Regions from separate parts of the Homo sapiens genome. Here region 1 is linked to region 2. The links are chromatin contacts, found by Hi-C or POLR2A ChIA-PET in ENCODE. All regions are on one chromosome and are shown on one strand. The core of a region is the stretch at or near the end of the contact, and the rest is flanking DNA. Distances in the headings are between cores, read along the strand shown. Region 1 overlaps TOM1L2 (target of myb1 like 2 membrane trafficking protein). Region 2 has its middle 14 kb from the start of SMCR2.

What was found. A loop is a pair of places that touch in the nucleus more often than their neighbours do. ChIA-PET counts read pairs that join two places held with the same protein, here RNA polymerase II (POLR2A). Pooled maps may share reads with other maps.
Region 1: a loop to region 2 is called in a pooled map, with 2.2 times the contacts of the local background. The contact joins two enhancer-like sites. A Hi-C loop is called at or near these places in 3 of 168 maps with a recorded cell type or tissue (GM11168 and heart left ventricle) and 3 of 50 pooled maps. POLR2A ChIA-PET finds 5 or more read pairs at or near these places in 2 of 52 experiments (B cell and endothelial cell of umbilical vein).

What each region holds. Positions count from the first base shown.
Region 1 is chr17:17,936,227-17,941,816 of GRCh38, reverse strand. All of the region lies in intron 1 of TOM1L2 (target of myb1 like 2 membrane trafficking protein), which reads left to right. Among named protein-coding and RNA genes, the nearest start is that of TOM1L2, 33 kb to the left of the region's middle. RefSeq lists an enhancer at 2,798-2,887. Within about 2 kb of position 2,941, at least 2 of the 41 ENCODE cell types and tissues checked have a DNase peak (open chromatin) inside an H3K27ac peak, as active enhancers do.
Region 2 is chr17:17,660,668-17,666,321 of GRCh38, reverse strand. No RefSeq gene overlaps it. Among named protein-coding and RNA genes, the nearest start is that of SMCR2, 14 kb to the left of the region's middle. RefSeq lists enhancers at 2,500-2,639, 3,130-3,219. Within about 2 kb of position 2,546, at least 4 of the 41 ENCODE cell types and tissues checked have a DNase peak (open chromatin) inside an H3K27ac peak, as active enhancers do.

The DNA of each region.
Region 1 (5,590 bases), core at 1,692-4,191, 280 kb before region 2:
ATGAGGTTCATAGGTTATCTGTGGATTTTTGTTTTTCAGTCAGCCGAGTTAGTGAGGCATGGACAGGGCTTATGTATCCATTTCCACTGTAAAATTGCTAAGAATGGATCATTGGAAGATAATAAATGTGGCAGAGCCAGAAATCAAACCCAGGCCTGACCAACTCACTGCCTGGCTGGTTCCATTGTTCCACTCTGCCTTTAGGGACGGGCAGGTGAGGGACCCACAGGGAAGACTTAGACTGCCCGTGGATATCTCCTCGTGGCTTGGAATCCCTATTCTAAAAGATCTGATCTAGTTCTGGCTTAATGGGAGTCAGCGTAATGATGATTCTCAGCTTTTTGTCTAGCTTTTTCACATATGTTTTGTTTTCCTGCTGCCATGAAGTTTAAACTTGTTTAAAACCAAGATTTTAAACAAGGAAGCCAAGCATATAAGGGAGTCGTCCATAGTCATCCGAGGGCAGAGCCAGGACACAAGTGCCATCCTTGGACTGCGACCAGTCCTCTTCCTGCACTTCCCTCTGGAAAGCCCACTTCCTGCAAAGCCCTCTGGAATTGCTCAGCAGTAGTGCCCCAACCATCATGTAAGGAAAAGAATTTCGAGTTGGAACAGGAACTTCAGGGGGCCAGTAGCCCCTCCCCAAAGTTCTCAGAGAAGGGGCAGTTAGCAAACGTAGAAGCCTTTCTTACTGAGATGACCCTTCCACCTGTTCACTGGAGAAATGGTCTCCAGTAGCTCTGTTCTGGGGTGCTATCTCTGGACAGCCATCTTCAGAAGTGTAGTTTCCCCTAAGAAAACACTAGAACAGATTTTAGCAGAAGATTGAGAATCCCAATGGTACAAATCTTACAAGTATGATTTGCAAGCATCATAGAGAAGCCTCCTTTTTGGGTAGGAATGCAAAACCAATCACCTCATTGCTCGAATGACAGTCTGGCTTTCTTGGGATCCAGCCAAGAAAACAATTTATGAGACTGACCCACACACTTAACTAGCTAAAGCTTTGGGCTGTAATCCAGAATCCTTATTATGGAAAGCAGAGTTAAAACTGTTCCCTTTGAAACCCTGTGGCTATTTATTTGAATTAGCGAGGTCACCCCAATGACAGCTGTGGAGACCAGCCTTTAATTAGGAAAAGAATTTGCCTTGAACTTCATCGGAATGGCATTGCTGAGGGTCTTGAGTGCTTTTCTTCCTTCATTCTTTCAGGCTTACCTTATTCCTGCTCTTTGTTCAGGAGTCACAGCTCATTTCTTCCCTGAAAGCCTGACTTCTCCATGCTCTGCACCCACAGGACTCTCTCCTGGCTATGGCATGCCAGAGTCCATCCCTGAGCTGGGTGGGGGCAGTGCTGACTCTGAAATTCAAATTCTCCCTCATATTGGCAGCATGACTTTTTGGACAAGTTATCATACTTTTCTGAGCCTCATCTTCCTCATCTGTAAAATGATTCTAATAGTATTTATTGCATAGGGTTGTATAAAGCTACCAATTATTGATTACTCTTGCTATATGCCAGCCACTCTTATCAGTGCTTGACCCGTATAAGCTCATCTCATCTGAGTAACAACCCTATGCAGCAGAACTCTTCTTCCTTTTTTTTTTTTTTTTTTTTTTTTTTGAGATAGAGTCTTGCTCTGTCGCCCAGCCTGGAATGCAGAGGCGTGATCTCAGCTCACTGCGACCTCCGCCTCCTGGGTTCAAGTGATTCTCATGCTTCAGCCTCTCAGGCAGCTGGGATTACAGGCACCCGCCACCACACCTGGCTAGTTTTTGTATTTTTAGTAGAGATGAGGTTTCACCATGTTGGCCAGGCTGGTCTTGAACTCCTGACCTCAAGTGATCCTCCCGACTTGGCCTCCCAGAGTGCTAGGATTTACAGGCATGAGCCACCACACCTGGCCCAAAGCAGAATTCTTAACACTTCCATTTTATAGATGAGGAAGTAGAGGCTACTACAGAGCCTCCTACATAATGGGGACTCAACAAATGTGTTTATTGAGTTTGAATCTTTCCCTTACTTATACTTTCATTACATTTATAATCTCTGCCCTATGTTTAACTTTTCTCTAAGAATATTGAATGTGTCAATTTTATCTTCAAATTTACTTTTTAAACTTTGTGTTATAGAAAATTTTAAACATGCAAAAGTAGAATAGTATAATGAACTTCTACAAACCCTTTATAGAACTTCAACAATTATCAACTCATGACCTATTAGATTTTGTCAATATGCATACCCTGCCCATATTATTTTGAAGTAAGTCCCCCAAATCATATTATTTCAGCATATATTTCAATATGTATCTCTAAAAGAAAATGACTCATTTTAGAAACAATCACAATACTGTGATTGTACTTTTAAAATGTAATTTCCTATCATGTATCCAACTAGTGTTCAAAATTTTTAGTTGTCTCATAATGTCATATATTTTTTAAGACTGAATAGAATCTGCTAAGGTCTATCACAAGTACAGTGAGGTGACTGTGGGCAGTGGCTGGGCACAGCCCATCTGGGAGGCCTCCCATCAGATGAAAGTTAAGGTTCTTTTCAACTCTAAAAGCCAGCTGCCAACTTTTTGCCTGGTATTCGTCTCAACACCAAAAGTTAGGCACTGTTAGGGAGAGAAAGTCACACTAGAGAGGGCTGGCCTCTCTTTGCAAAGGTTTAATTCAGATGGAAGATACTTCAGTAATGGGTAGAAACAAATTACTTAGAGGCTGTCTGTATATCAAGGTTCTTCATTTTATCCTTTTCATCCCATTACTGAGTAGCTGCATTATAACTTATTGGTGAAACACTTGGGTTCAGAGGTCAGACAGAATGGAATTCTAGTCCAGGTGCCACTGCTTGCTGTGTGTGTGTCTGGGCAAGTCATTTAGCTTCTCTGGGCGGCCCCACCCCAGTGTATAGAAAGTGAGAATTATAAGTTTCGACCTAGACCGGGTGTGGTGGCTAATGCTTATAATCCCAGTACTTTAGGAGGCCAAGGTGGGGCGGTCACTTTAGCAAGACCTCTTTACAAAATATTAAAAAAAAAAAAAAACCCTTTCAACCTTTGCCTCATGGTGAGGATTAAATAAAGTAATGAGTTAAGGCATGTAGGATATTATAAGTCAGTAAAGGTTAGGTAGTATTGGTTTGTGACTATCTGCCTGCTGGGTTGCGTCCCTGTGCATTTATGAGTATGTGGGTAGAAGTGGAATCTGGAGAGATTTGTAACCTCATGCCTATCTTGAGTCTCATTGGCTTTTTCCAGAGCACGTCGTCACTCCATTCTCTAGTGGAGGATTGAGTGGCTCCTGTATTCCTCCCCAGTGCCTCTCCTGGTAGTCATTTATTATATAGAACATCCTAGTCAGAGCGGGACTGTTGTCAGCCTTATGTTACCAGTGAAGAAGGCAGCTTCAGGCCACTGCAGTGAAATCAAAGGCACCAAGGGTCTAAGAGGTAGAAGGAGCTCTCTGGGTTGCTGAGGGCAAGGTCTTAGGCACAGCAGGCACCCCTTCTAGAACGTCCTGCCAGGTGGCTACCCGCCCAGACTTGTATACCTCCAGTAATGGAAAACTCATTATCTCATAGGCAGCACATCCCACGTTGGTCTCTTCTCCAGTTAAATGAAAATGACTTGCTTAATTGGATCTAACTGCCTCCCTCTCATTTCTACCTGTAGTCCTGGGTCCTCTCCTCTTCCCATTGCACCACGCTGGGTGAGAGGGAGTAACACAGAGGGAGGTCTCTGCTCTTGGTGGCATTGTGTTCTGGAGAGAGCCCTCCAAAGCAGAGCCACCGTATGGCAAAATCCCAGTCAAGCCTTTGTGTGGACATCAGTGGAGACCTTTCTGTGAGTGGCAGGAATGGAGTGTGGTTCTCTATTAGGCAGTGTCAGATGCAGGTGGACTGGTGAGACATGAAGGAGACCAATGCGGGAGCTGTCTTTAAGCTTAAGAGCTATGATTTGGAGCCCAGTGTGGAGTGCTAACCTTTCCACATGCCCCCCTCCACTGTGCAGCTCTCTCAAATGTACTTTGTTATGCTCTTGCATGAGTGGTGTTCACCTCTGCATTATTTAGTGTCATTTATCCTTGCACTTTCTCATTCCTACAGCCTGCAGGAAAAGAGACTGTAGCATGTGGGCTGTGTGTCATTGCTGAGCAGTTTGTCAGCCTTAGAAAGCTGCTCATGAGCTGAGAGCACATGATACCAGCAGGTGACGCAAAGCCTGCATGACTTGGGGTCCTCAATCACTGGGAAAGGCCCTCCCCCACTGGTGACACAAAAAGGCAGGAAAGAACCTTTGTTTCATCTGGTTCATATGTGACAGCCTTCATTTGCTACAGATCTTTGGCCCTCACCATTCTTACCTGTGAAAGTCCCCTAATCCGAGCCTGATGGGACCCAGGTGTGAGGCATTGATCATGGCTGGTTATTCATCAGGGGTGGATATTGGCACACAGGCTACCATTTCCTTATTGGTTGACTCTGATCAAAGATAAAAATAAAAATGTCGGTGTTCCTTGAATAGGATTACAGTAGAATGCTTGTTACAAAACCGGAGGAGGGAATTCATTAGGCTTTTATGATCATCACTTCTGTGGGAGGAAGGGTTCATGTTGAATAGCCTGCCAGATAACTCTGGAATATGTACCACTGGAGTAGGGACAATTTGCCAGGCATTGCTCTCCTTTATCCTTTGGGGCTGCAGGGACAGATGGCCTCCAGCCTTCTTTCTGCTCCCCTGGCATTTGTCACAACATGCTATGGGTCAGGAGACCCTAAGCAGAAAGATCGTGGGAGGTCAGCACGGCAGGGTACAAGAGGCCAGTTCAACTCTGAGCCCTCATGGTATGAGGCAGCTTTAGAACAATGTGGAAGAATCAAAGAGGTTGAACTTAGACTGTTAAAAAGCCTTTTTCCCCTGAAAATTTGAAAGCAGAAAGAAATGTAGAGAAGTAGAGAAAAATTTTCATTATCCCACTACACAAAGGTTACTACTATAAACATTTTGGTGTATTTTCTTCCTGTATTATTAAAACATTTTTCTTTACAGAGATAATGCTGTAAGTACAATTTTGTGCCCTGTTTTTCCCACTTAATATAGAATAATCATTTTTAATTAAAAAACAGCTTATAAATATCATTATTAAATGACTACATAATATTCCCTTATGTGGATGAATACATTGCATTTCATGTTACCATTCCTCTAATGTTGGACATTTAGATTATTTCTTTTCTTTTTTTCCTTGCTATTATAATTAATGCAGTGATAAACATCTTAGGGCTTATATCTTTGCATTTCAGATTATTTACATATAATAAATTCCTTTAAATAGAATTACCATGTCAAAGGGTATGCTTGTTTTTAAGTTTCTTATTCTCCAAAAAATTTATATTGCTTTACATATGCTTAGTTTTTATGGAGACCCCACCTAACCTGGCCCAGGTTGGGGCAGGGGCACTAGTGTGAGGAACAGGGTTGGGGAAAACTTCCTGGAAGAAGGGTTTTAGGCCACATCCTGAAGGTGTTAAATGTTAACAAGAGTAGAAGCAGATAGGATGGTGGGGAGAGACTGTCCTAGATAT
Region 2 (5,654 bases), core at 1,297-3,796:
ACAGGCTCTGGAAGCCCAGACCACGTGGATGTTCTGTGAACTGCTGGACCCTCAGCCCAGGCCCAGGAGCATGGGAGGAGTAAGCCACAGAGCATGTGTTGGCTGCTTGTGTCCACACACAGCTGGGGGGTGTGTTTGGTGCATGTCCACGTGGTGGGTTGTGCGGGTATAGAGGTGGGGAGTAGGCACTTGTGCACCTGGTATAGACCCAGTGGAAAACCCAGGTGTGCCAGAAACAGCCAGCTTCCTTTTTTCTTTTTCTTTTTTTTTTTTTTTGAGATGGATCTCACTCTGTCACCCAGGCTGGAGTTCAGTGGTGTGATCTCGGCTCACTACAACCTCCACTTCCCGGGTTCAAGCGATTCCCCTGCCTCAGCCTCCCAAGTAGCTAGGATTACAGGCGCCGGCTGCCACGCCCGGCTAATTATTTTGTATTTTTAGTAGAGATGGGGTTTCAGCATGTTGGCCAAGCTGGTTTCGAACTCCTGACCTCAAGTGATCCACCCTCCTCGGCCTCCCAAAATTCTGGGATTACAGGCATGAGCCACCACGCCCAGCCCCTTTTTTTCTTTAAATCATCTTACATCCTGTTCTAAGCCCCTATCCTGCTGGCTGGTGGGCAACTGAATCTCAGCCATTATTGGGAGCTTCTTTCTTCTCCAGAGCCACACAAAGGTCCCAAGGCCATGATGAGTCTGGCCACCGGGTCTGGCAAAGGAGGCCAGCAAAGCTCTCTGAGACAAGCTAGGGACCAGGCTGCCTGCACTGGAGCATGGGGTGGGGTTAGTAAAACAGAACAAAACCAAAATTAATATCTGCTGTTTGTCTAGAACCCTGGAGCTTTGCTGCTCAATATGGTTGTCATTAGCCACGTGTAGCTAGGTACATTTCAATCAATTTAAAAGAAATAAAACTTAAAATTGTGTGTGTGTGTGTGTGTGTTTCTTTTAGAGTCTCACTCTATCACCCAAGCTGGAGTACAAATGGTGCGGTCTCAGCTCACTGCAACCTCCACCTCCCGGGTTCAAGCGATTCTTCCGCTTCAGCCTCCCTAGTAGCTGGAACTATAGGCACATGCCACCACACCCGGGTAATTTTTGTATTTTTGGTAGAGACAGGGTTTCACTCTGTTGGCCAGGCTGGTCTTGAACTCCTGACCTTGTGATCCGCCTACCTTGGCCTCCCAAAGTGCTGGGATTACAGGCATGAGCCACCGCGCCCGGCCTTTAAAATTGTTATTATTATACTAGTCACTTTCTGGTGTTCAGGAGCGGTGTGTGGCCACCCTGTGGGACCTGGTATAGGAAGTTCTATTGGGCTGTACTGCCAGAAGCGTTCAACCACTGACATGAGTTCTGCCCCTCTGAGTGGGGTGACCTGCCCATTTACAGATGGGGATGCAAGGATCAAGCACAAAATGACTTACCCAAGGTCACTGGCAGCAGTTGGCACCTCCAAGCTCCATGGGCAGTGGCACCCCGGGCCACGGGGTAGAGTGGGTGCTTGCCAATGTTGGCTGCTGAGTGAACGTGCCAGTGCCGTCCTCTGCCTCCTTGGAGGAAAGCTGCCTGTGAAGAACAGTCCTGCCCTCGTTCAGAGGTACGGCCTCCTGATCTCAGCCTGGTAAGGCACTGTGTGGCTCTAGCCCTACCTCAGGTACCACACTTTGCCTCTTTGGGACCCTGTGTCCCCGTCCATGAGATGGAGATTGTGACCACTGCATAGGGCTGCCTGGGATTTCCATGAGTTAATGTCTGTGAAGTGCATAGTACAATCTAACTCAATCATACGACGTTTGAGAGATGATGGGATTTGGCACACAGGAATGAGCACTGCGCCTCCTCAGAGTGACTCCCAGAGGTCAAGTTGGGATTTACTTAGACTGAGACCCGCAACCTTATCATGCTTCTAGCATTCATCTGACAAACATCTATTAAGCTTGCTTTTGGGGGCCACGACCGATGTAAGCCTGCAGCTGTGAGGTCTACCCTAGGCTAGGGAAGGTTATTCTGAGAAGAAAGTGAACCCCAAGGAAGGGGAAATCCAGAAGAAGATTCCTGATGACATCTGACAGCTGGATCCAGCTGTTCCTGAAGCTTTTATATTCCTGTTTTGTTTGCCAATAATTTTTTTTGTCATTTACAACTCAAAGCCAGGCCGTCTGGTCCAACCCCTTGTCCCCTGATACTTGATGCTTCTCCATAGCAGCTATGACAGTCTCTGCTTGGATGCTGCTCATGATGGGGATCTCACTACCTACCAAGGGAGCTCTACAAGGGCAGAACCAACTCTGGTGCAAGTGAGAGCTGATAATCTATTGCTCTTGTCTGGAAATGGTGTGCACAGCTGGGAGCTCCCCTGGATTGGATTCAGGGCAGTGGAAAGAGGACCCTTCATGGTTCAGTAGACCTGAATTCAAATTTCAGGCCTGGTGGTGACTCACTGTGTGACCTGAGTGAGGCAAGGGACTTCCCCTACCTGAACCTCAGTTTCAACATCTGTAAAATGGTCTCCCTGGCCACACTGATTTGGTGAGGACACCACGAGGATTAAGCAAGAAAATGTGTGTGAAGCTCTGGGCGCACGCCAGTGTGTGGCACACAGGGGACACCTGAGGGCCACATCCCTCCTGTGGGTAATGCTAATGGACACTGCACACCCATCTGAGAGGGTCCACTCTGCGTCCATAAGAGGTTGGCACTGGGGAGTCCGCACTGGGCCAGGCTGCTCCTGCTCTGCGGAGCGTCTGCTGCAGCTGTGACTCACAGCCCGACCACACTCACAGCCCAAGACTCGGAGCCGTCTGTTGTTATGGCGACGCAAGCCCACTGGAGTCCTGGGCTGTCAGTCATCAAGGTCTGACGCTGGGGGTGTGTTTTGGCGTGTGGGTGTGGCCTGTGTGTTTGTGTAGGGGGATGGGCGTGTGAATGCTATTCCTGCGTGTTCAAGGCAGTGTGCTGGTGTTTGTGTGTGGACTTCCTGTGTGTGCAAGGCTGGGCATGTCTGCATTGAGGGCGTTTGTCTGTGTGTGGTGTTGAGCTGTGTGTGCGGTCTGGGTGTCTGTGGGCTGTGTGTGTGTGTAATGTGCCTTAGGAACGCTGGCCCTGAGGCAGGGTGGACAGGAGGGTGGCCCAGGGAGGGGTGTAGGCCTGGGTGTCTATCGCTCTGACCTGGTGGCCCTGGGTTGGTCACTGCACCTTTCTCAGCCTGTTTCCCCCTCAATAAGCACAGCAGGTTGCAAAGGGCACTCACACTCGCTATTTCATTTAATCCTCCTGTGATCCTGTACCAGCAGCTGCTCACTCAACTCATATTTAGAGTCCACTCTGTGTCAGGCCCTGGGGATACAGCCATGAACAGAGACTTCCTCCGCTGAGGGTCTCCAGTCTCCAGTCTGGTGGGAGATGGACAATACACAAACAAGCAAACAAAACCAGAGACTCCAGTGGGTGCTGGGAGAAGGAACAGCAGGAGGAGGGCACAGAGAGTGATGGGGTGGAAACTGAGGACAGGGTGGTCAGAGAGGTGACTTATGAGCAGAGGTTCTGAGGAAGGAGGCCAGAGTCATGGGAAGAGCATCGCAAGCATCGCAACAGTAAGTGCAGAGGCCCTGAGGCAGGTGGAGGTTCATGTATCTGTGGCCCAACGAGCAGGCCGCGCACTGCAGCGGTGTGGGTGGGATGGGCAAGGCCACTGCCATTTGCAGTTTGTGGATTCCAAGGCAAGTGCACTGGTGAAAACAGCCCATTGTTCATCCACTGATGAATGGAGAGGCAACATGCGGTATGTCCAGACAAGGAAATAGTATTTGTCAATAAAAAGGAACAAATGGCCAGGCGCGGTGGCTCATGCCTGTAATCCCAGCACTTTGGGAGGCCAAGGCGGGCAGATCACTGAGATCAGGAGTTTGAGACCAGCCTGACCAACATGGAGAAACCCTGTCTCTACTAAAAATACAAAATTAGCCAGGCTTGGTGGTGCATGCCTGTAATCCCAGCTGCTTGGGAGGTTGAGGCAGGAGAATCGCTTAAACGCAGGAAGCGGAGGTTGCAGTGAGCTGAGATCGTGCCATTGCACTCCAGCCTGGGCCACAAGAGTGAAACTCCGTCTCAAAAAAAAGGAACAAGCTACTGGTACGTACAAAAATATCAGTGAATCTTAAGTGGATTATGCTGAGCAAAAGTAGCCAGCCTTGAAAGGCTGTAGGCTGCAGGATTCTATTATGTGACATTCCGGGAGTGACAAAATGATAGGGACAGAAAACTAATCAGCGGTTGCCAGGAACTGGGGATGGGGAAAAGGCTGACCTGACCACAAGGGGGCTTGAGGCAGTTATGTGATTTGACACATTTGTCAAAATCCATAGAATTGTATGCTAAAAATTGATGAGTTTAATTGTATGTAAATTATACGTAAATATACCTGGCCACACACCAACACCCAACATCTCACAAAGCTTGGGGCTGAGTGACCCTCCCACCTCCCGGAGAGCTCGTGAGAGCAGCTCTGGGAAACACACTTTTCTTCAGGTCCTGTCATTTCATTTTCAACTGCCTTGTCCTTAATCTGTCTTTGCCGTGAATATAGTAGTTTATTTTCTTTTTTGTTTATGTTTTTGTTTTTGTTTTGTTTTGAGATGGAGTTTTGCTCTTGTAGCCCAGGCTGGAGTGCAATGGCGCGATCTCAGCTCACTGCAACCTCCGCCTCCTGGGTTCAAATGATTCTCCTGCCTCAGCCTCCTGAGTAGCTGGGATTATAGGCGCATGCCACCACGCCCAGCAAATGTTTGTATTTTTAGTAGAGATAGGGTTTCACCATGTTGGCCAGGCTGGTCTTGAACTCCAGACCTCAGATGATCCACTTGCCTCGGCCTTCCAAAGTGCTGGGATTACAGGCATGAGCCACTGTGCCCAGCTGGTAATTTCTCAGTAAATATTTGATCAACCGATCTGGAAATGCTTCGCATCCAAAACTGAGGGCCCTTGTTCTCAGCTGCTGAGGAAAGACCAGGCAAAAGCGTCAGGGGCTTGACCAGGAGGGGTGTGTGCGTATGCTCGTGTGTGTGTGTGTGTGTGTGTGTGTGCACGTGCGCATGTGTGTGAGGCAGGGCTCAGTGCACACCATGCTGAGTGTTTTTAGCAGAATGTGGTGGTCCATGGAGGGCATGAGCACCCCAGTTCTCCTTCCTGGCACCAGCCAAGGTGAAGTGCGCTTCTTCACGCGCTTCAAGGTCAAGGCTGTCTGTAACTTGCTTTGGCCAATGAAATGTGAGCAGAAATGAGGATGTCACTTCCCGGAAGCAGCTTCCGGAGTTGGTGTGCAATTCTTCACTTTCCTTTCCCTGAGCTGGTGAGACCCCATCAAAACAGAATCTCAGTCAGCCTGGACCCAGACTGGCTGCACCATGTAGTGTCTTCCTGCTCCCTGGTCAGACGTAGCATGAGCAAGAAATCAACTTTTGCTCTTTATGTATGTATGTATTTTTTTTAATAGACTTTCTTTCTTGTTGGAGCAGTTTTAGATTCACAGCCAAACTGAGTGGAAGTTGCAGAGATTTCCCATGTCCTTGCTGCCCCCACATGTGCACAGCTCCCCACCCCCATTGTCAGCACCCCCCGCCAGATGGTACATTTGTTCCAGTCCTGAACCTACAT